Linked DNA regions of Homo sapiens: all the other regions are linked to region 2. Evidence: read pairs that join two places in POLR2A ChIA-PET (ENCODE). Cell type or tissue: OCI-LY7. All regions are shown on one strand. Region 1 has its middle 39 kb from the start of GZMB. Region 2 overlaps LOC105370410 (a long non-coding RNA gene). Region 3 has its middle 120 kb from the start of LINC00596.

Evidence for each region. Peaks named below come from ENCODE experiments on the same cell type or tissue, not always from the same donor. Only the 100,000 strongest peaks of a DNase experiment are listed, where the experiment ranks them.
Region 1: POLR2A ChIA-PET joins it to region 2 with 5 read pairs; 1 of 35 experiments calls an interaction of 5 or more read pairs at or near these places.
Region 3: POLR2A ChIA-PET joins it to region 2 with 5 read pairs; 3 of 35 experiments call an interaction of 5 or more read pairs at or near these places.

The regions. Positions count from the first base shown.
Region 1 is chr14:24,671,832-24,674,331 of GRCh38, forward strand. No RefSeq gene overlaps it. Among named protein-coding and RNA genes, the nearest start is that of GZMB, 39 kb to the left of the region's middle. RefSeq lists enhancers at 1,210-1,259, 1,499-2,500, 1,590-1,639. In OCI-LY7, no CTCF peak of the experiment used is centred here; DNase peaks (open chromatin) are centred at 1,390 and 1,870; H3K4me3 peaks cover 1,179 bases; H3K27ac peaks cover 1,228 bases.
Region 2 is chr14:23,703,930-23,706,429 of GRCh38, forward strand. LOC105370410 (a long non-coding RNA gene) reads left to right here. Exons shown (of 4, transcript XR_943617.3): 4 at 1-468. The region is part of intron 2 of LOC105370409 (a long non-coding RNA gene); the gene reads right to left. Among named protein-coding and RNA genes, the nearest start is that of DHRS2, 69 kb to the left of the region's middle. In OCI-LY7, no CTCF peak of the experiment used is centred here; a DNase peak (open chromatin) is centred at 1,202.
Region 3 is chr14:23,781,997-23,784,496 of GRCh38, forward strand. No RefSeq gene overlaps it. Among named protein-coding and RNA genes, the nearest start is that of LINC00596, 120 kb to the right of the region's middle. In OCI-LY7, no CTCF peak of the experiment used is centred here; no DNase peak of the experiment used is centred here.

The DNA of each region.
Region 1 (2,500 bases), 970 kb after region 2:
TTTTTAGCTATTGTGTATAGTGCTGCTAATGTTGAGCAACTGTCAAACTCTTCATCATTTTACATTTACATTCTACCTTTTATATTCCTGCAGCAACGTACAAGGATTCTAATTTCTCCACATTCTTGCCAACACTTGCTTTCCTTTAAAACATTAATTTTTATTTTAGCTATCCTAGTAGGTATGAAATGGTATCTCATTGTGGTTCTGATTCCTGTTTCCCTAATGTCTAATGATATTGAACCTCCCTCTCCCTATCTGCTCATGTCTAGTCTTGTGACATTAGGAAGAGGCAAATTTATAGCTCATTTTAGAAACATAACTGAAGTTTGAGGCAATGCATTCTTGGATACCAACCTTAATCCTGGCTTCATTTATATTAGCACCCTTACTTCCCCTTTATTTTTAACTCTTCATTTAAAATTTTTATTTATTATGTGGTACAAAATTTTTGCAAGCTGCCTTTTTTATTTTTTAAAATCTAGAGTATAAGTAAATTTAAAAGTCCCATGTCATTTACCTCTTATCCTTTTTTAAAAAGCAAAACAAAACAACTTTTATTGTTTTCTTTAAACACACATAAACTAAATGTTTATTTTGGAAATTTACAAATTGGACTCAACACGTAAAAAAGTAAAAAGAGTAAAATAAAAATCTTCTATAAACACACCACTAACCATGGTTAGTATTTTGGCATTATTTTTTCAGTCTTTACCTATATACCTATATATCATCTCTCTAGTCACACTACTTTTTAAAAATGAGATTATATTATACATTCTTTTTTCATAACATACTATTTTCATCTAACAATATATCATGATCATTTTACCTCATAATTAACTATGCTGCCATGGTTGTAAATTTTTAAACTTTGATTTGCATTATCACTGGAGTTACCTATTAAAATAAAGATTCCAAGTCTACTCCCAGTGCTTCTGACTCCGTCATTGGGATCCACATCCAGAAATCTGTATTTTTTACAGGCTTCTGAGCGATTCTAATATGGGCCATCTTGGGCTCTTTGAGATTACTTCCACACTACTAATTTCAACTATTGCTGAATTTTTCATTGTGTGGATACAGCACTATTTATTCAACCAGTTACTTATTTGGGGTCATTTAGATTATTGGTATTTTTCATTATTTTATTCATCTGCTGAAAAAATCCTTATTCCTACAACTTTGCTGTCATCCATGACTGAGCATTTGTTGCTTATACCCAAACTGTGTGGTATGTTACAGTGATGGGGCTTGGTGAGTGCTCTTCTCATCATTGAATGGGGATTGAGATGCAGATGCTGGAGAAAGCCTCTCAAAAAGCCACATCAGGCCCTGAAATGTGATTGAGAGGACTTAGGGTTTCACAGGAGAAGTGGAAAGGGGAAGCAGCTCAGTGTGTGAGGAAGTGAGATTCAAATTCCGTGTGCTTGAACCTGGAAGCCAAAAGAGCTTATACACCTGGGGCCCAGCCAGCAGTCGCTTATTTCTCTAGAAACTAAGAGAGGGACTAAAATACTCCCTTTTGTTGAAAATTTCAAAGTGGGGGCATCAGCCTTGGGTCAAAAAGAAGGAATAATGGGAGGAGAGAGAGCAGAATGAGACAGCACAGCTTTCTGTCCCAGCACAGCTCATGAAAGAGAGGCCATGCAAAATGAAAGCATTCTTTGCACTAAAAATTTCTGAGAGACACCAAGGCACAAATAGAGTTGCTTTGGTGTTGAAATGTCAAAAGAGGTGTAGCCACCATTTAGGGATGTGACACATTGAGGTTTGGATGCTTTAAAGAACTTCAAAGAAAACGCAGCATCTTTTTGGGTCTTGATGGCCGGTGCCCTTTCAAAGAACATTAGAGAAGATGATGGCTCAGTGGTGTCACCACAGATAGTGCTGAAGTGCTTTGATGTAGCTTTGCGGGCTGTATCAGTCTCAGCAGGAAGAAGGATGAGTCAATGTCGAAGAAAGGAAAACCTAGTTCCGGGGACTGGCCAAGGACTTGCGTGTGAGAACTTGCGATGCATCTCCTTTGAGGGACTTTCAGGAATTATGTGGAAGGAGGGAAAAGGTGAGGATGTGAGTAGTGTACCTGGAATCCCAAAATTCTACATTAGGAATGGAGACAAAAGGCAGAAAAATTCAGGTCACTCATGGACCAGAGCTACAAGGGAAGTGCCCACCTAAGAAGTTGTAGAGGGCGGTGTGTGCTGGAAAGGATTGCTCATGTCCATGTGGGGTGTGTGATTACAGGAGTGGGTGAGGGAAAGGGTATCCTCTGAATCATTTATCAGAAGCCCCTCAGGGGCGACCAGAACCCCTAGGTTATTTCTTAGCAAACTCAGCCTCTTTTCTCATTTTGAGGTGGGTGAGGAAAACTAATTTTCCTCTCCGCCCCCATTTCTCCTGCTCCCCACCCTAAGCTCACTGAGAGTGAATGTTTGCCCCTGAAATAGAATCAGTTCTAAGAAAACTCCCTCGACATCCTGCTCCATGTCAAAATAAA
Region 2 (2,500 bases):
GAAGTTGCCAAAGAACTCACCTTGACATTTCTACAGTCATTTTGCATTTGAAGCAAATTGGAAAGTTGAAAAAGCTAGATAAGTGGGTGCCTCATGAGCTGACCAAAAATCCAAAAAACTTCATTTTGAAGTGTCATCCTCTCTTATTCTATGCAACAACATGAACCATTTCTCGATTGGATTGTGACGTGTGATGAAAAGTGGATTTTATATGACAACAAGTGATGACCAGCTCAGTGCCTGGACCAAGAAGAAGTTCCAAAGTACTTTCCAAAGCCAAACTTGCACACAAAAAAAGCATGGTCACTGTTTGGTGGTCTGCTGCTGGTCTGTTTTACTACAGATTTTTTTTTTTTGATGGAGTCTTGTTCTATCATCCAGGCTAAATGGGCTTCCAATGGAACCAAAAAAGAGCCTGCATTTCCAAGACAATCCTAAACCAAAAGAACAAAGCTGGAGGCATCACGCTACCTGACTTCAAATTATACTACAAGGCTACAGTAACCAAAACAGAGATATAGACGAACAGAACAGAACAGAGCCCTCAGAAATAATACCACACATCTCCAACCATCTGATCTTTGACAAACCTCACAAAAACAAGAAATGGGGAAAGGATTCCCTATTTAATAAACGGTGCTGGGAAAACTGGCCAGCCATATGTAGAAAGCTGAAACTGGATCCCTTCCTTACACCTTATACAAAAATTAATTCAAGATGGATTAAAGACTTAACTGTTAGACCTAAAACCATAAAAACCCTAGAAGAAAAATTTTGTGTTTTTTTAAAGCCAGTTACAAAAAAGGCAAAGAAAAACCTTTTGTAGTGTGATTGTTTTTTCTTATTGGAAGCCCGTTTAGATAATCTGGAAATTAAACTATTAAGTTTATGTCAGAGAAGACTACTGTTTAATTTTGACCTTCAAGATGAAACATTTTAGCATTAGGCTATAATAACAGAACAGGAGCTGACAAAGACTGAAGAAGTTACTATCTTAGGCCTTTTCCAGGGAAAGAAAGCTGAAGCTGTGGGACACAGCAAGTTGAACTTTTGAGATACGATTCTGAGAAGGTTTTTTATTGTTGTTGTTTTAAAGAAACATTTACAATTTTAAAAACTTATAACCAACTTAATTAAATACAAAATTTCTTTCATAAATTCCCTTTTATGAATCGTTTATGACTTACACAGACCATTTATGACATGCTTGGACTTTCTGACTTCTTCTAATCACCACTTTTTTAAAAAAACAACCAGTCATTTTATTTTAGAGTTTACTATAGAAGATTGTTTTTCTATAAATTTTTTATAACCTTCCTTACTAAAAATTCTGCTTTACCTTTTTTTAACTTTAAATGAGGTTTCAATGTTTACATTTTAGTTTGATTATAAACAATGAGTCTTATCTCAGCACCAGCAGCTTAGTAACAGCAGATTTAAAGCAGGTAGAAAAACAGAGGCAGAAAACTTTCAAAGACTTAACTCTATAGTGCAGGTTAACCATTTGAGCTTTGAGTTTTCCTGTTATAGTTTGCCAATCAGTTTGAAATGTGCACAAAAAGAGGCTGTAATAGGTAACCAGCTAGAGTTTTAAAGAGAACAACAAAATCAGGGGTTAGGATGTCAGAATCTGCCTTCTCCTTTTTAATGCTGGACCCCTGGATTGAACAGGAAAAAAAGAAAAAAAGAAAAGAGAGGAGTGGAGAGGAGAAGGTTAAGCTTTATAGGATGGCTTGTGAGCCTTCCAGCCACTGCACATTGTAGTTCAGGGCTAGCACCCCTCCCACCCTTGTTTTTCTTCCATCAGAGAGAGCCTTAGCACCCTAGACTGCAAAGTGTGGGATGAATTCTTCCCACCTCCGCAAGTCACGAGTTAAGGTGAGCTGTTTTCTTTTTTTTTTTTTTTTTTTTTTTTTGAGACGGAGTCTCGCTCTGTCGCCCAGCAGGCCGGACTGCAGACTGCAGTGGCGCAATCTCGGCTCACTGCAAGCTCCGCTTCCCGGGTTCACGCCATTCTCCTGCCTCAGCCTCCCGAGTAGCTGGGACTACAGGCGCCCGCCACCGCGCCCGGCTAATTTTTTGTATTTTTAGTAGAGACGGGGTTTCACCTTGTTAGCCAGGATGGTCTCGATCTCCTGACCTCATGATCCACCCGCCTCGGCCTCCCAAAGTGCTGGGATTACAGGCGTGAGCCACCGCGCCCGGCCAAGGTGAGCTGTTTTCAAAGATGAGAGCCCATTCAGCTGAAAGCCATTGAGGGTTGGGATTCTTTCGTGGGGGCCCTTTGGCTTTCAGGGCAGTTCCATTTCCAGTGGCCAAGCATGTAGCCAAGCAGGCAAGCTGTGTGAGGTTTTTCCCCATTAATCTCATTGAGGCAGTTTGTCTTTTAGTGGCCTGGCCCTCTGCACCAGTGGCAGTTATTTGGAGGAGTGTTTTTTTTTTTTTTTTTTTTTGAGACGGAGTCTCGCTCTGTCGCCCAGGCTGGAGTGCAGTGGCGGGA
Region 3 (2,500 bases), 78 kb after region 2:
CAATGAAATCTACTCTAGCTACTAGAAGTGTTAAGTGAGTTTACTAAGGTTGCATACTGATACAAGGTTTCTAAGGTTGCATATTGATACAACATCAATATACAAAAATCAATTGCATTTCCATACACTAGCAATGAACAATCAAAAGTTAAAAATTTCTAAAAACCACTTAAAATAGCATAAAAGTATTAAGTATTTGGGAATAAATCTGACAAATATGTACAAGACTCATACACTGAAAACTCCAAAACATTACTGAGATAAACTAAATAAGACGTAAATAAATGAAAAGTATCACGTTTATGAATTGGAAGGCTCAATATCCTTAAAATATCATTTCTCCCCAAATTGGCCTATAGAGTCAATGTAGTCCAATAAAGAACCCAACTGCCTTTTTTGGTGGAAATTGAAAAGCTGATTCTAAAATCCATATGGAAATGCAAATGACTAGAATATCCAAAACAACTTTATAAATGAAGAACAAAATTGGCAGACTAACACTACCTGATTCCAAGACATACATAAAGCTACAGTAATTAATACAGTGTTGTGTTGGTGTAAAGACAGACAAATAGATTAATGGAACATAGTAGAGTCTAGAAAGAGACTGACATATATATATATATACACACACACACATATATACACATATGTATATACACACATATATATTTATATATACATGTATATATATAAATCATGTGATATATAAATATAAACTGATTTTCTGATTTTGCCAAAGGTGTAAAGGCAACAGAGAGAAGAAAGAATTGCCTTTTCAGTAAATGTTGGGAACAACTGGCTAAGTATATGTAAAAAAAAGAAAAGAAAAACTTCAATCCACACTTTATACTATGTACAAATATCAACTCAAAATGGATCATAGGCCTAAATGTAGAACCTAATACTATATAATTCTAGGGGAAAAAATGTAAGAAAAAAATCTCTGATCTTGGGATAGACAAAGATTTCTTAGATACATGTCCCATGTGCCTACCATAAGCATCTCTTCTGAGAAGCCCTTTCATGCTTGAACAGTTTGCTTTTTTCTTTTCATTCTTCCTTAGTGCTTTATACATGATAATCATTAAATTATATTGTAAGTGTGTTTATATTTCTCTATTCCACTGAGTATCCCTGGAGTAGAAAACATGTTTTAATCCTTTTAATATTCTCCAAGTCCAATAAATGTTAATTACATGATATCTTCAACACCAAAATTAATCAGAGAGCCTCCCAGAATATTTCCCCCATGTCTCACTGGCCATAGGGTTGCCCCTACGCAAATCATTAGTAAAGATTAATGGGATTACTATTATTTCCTTGGACGAATTATGTTTTGCTCTTTGGCGATGGGCTTATTTTCTCTAAGGAGCTTTGGCTATTGGGTAGTCTGGATGCAGAGCCTGCCACGGGGAACCTAACGGAAGTGTGATGGGAAAGCTGGTGACACTAACCAGGCTGCTTAATTTTCCACTGTGAAGGTATAATTGACAAACAATCTTACCTTATGTTTAGATTTTGGAGGAATAAACTGTCAGATATCACTTTATTTGAAAATAAAAAGAATAACAGCCATACTGCAGTAGGAAGAGTGAAATCATTCATCTTAAACAGCAAGCCTTTGCACTGAGCTTTTTATAGCTTTTTAGATAATGTCTCTATAGAAAGAAACTCGGTAAGCTTTACTGCTGAATCATTTATATCAACTCACACAATTTTGAATATTCATTAATTTTCACAATAGCCACCAGTTTAGAACTTATGTTATACAAACATCTTCACAAAACTAACTCAAGCACAGATATCTTTATTGTAAATGTCAGAAACAAAAAAAAATCTAATTGGTGCTGTGGGTATTGAGAGTTTGTATTTTCTCTGTGGATGTAGGAGCTTACAGAAAATAGAGTGCAAGAAAAAAATGTGTAAATGTTGTTTCTAGCCTAACAAATCTGGCCAGCGAGCATTTCACTTCAAAAAAATTAGCTTCTTTTTTTAAAATTCATATTTTTGATATTTTGTACTTTTGTGTTTTTTTTTTTTTGTATTGCTACAGAGGATCTCTTATTTTTATCCCATGCTCTGAATCTCAGGCTCTACCTCAACCACATCAGGATATGGAAGCACTAGAAGCAACTGCTCAGGCAGAGTACACGAAGGGATAGTTCTCAGGTCTGGGGACAAGCCAACTGGGGGAAAAGGGGGAATCTGGAGCTTCATTTTCATCCCCTCATCCCAACCCTTCAATGATTTATGCCTTTAGAGGCCTGAGAAACTTTGTGGGTAATCTGCTTCAGTTGCTCTTCCCCTAATCCATTGTCAGAGGAAAATCTCCCAGCTCCAAGACCAAACTACCTAGCTACCAAGTTCCCCTTAGATGAATCTAGAAACTTCCAGAAGGGTCAAAATTGCCATCAAATCTACCCTGGCTGGTCTGTGAGGTTTGATTAGCCCTCCTTCTTTTGACTGAGAAGAGACAGTAACCAAAATTGCTAACCTT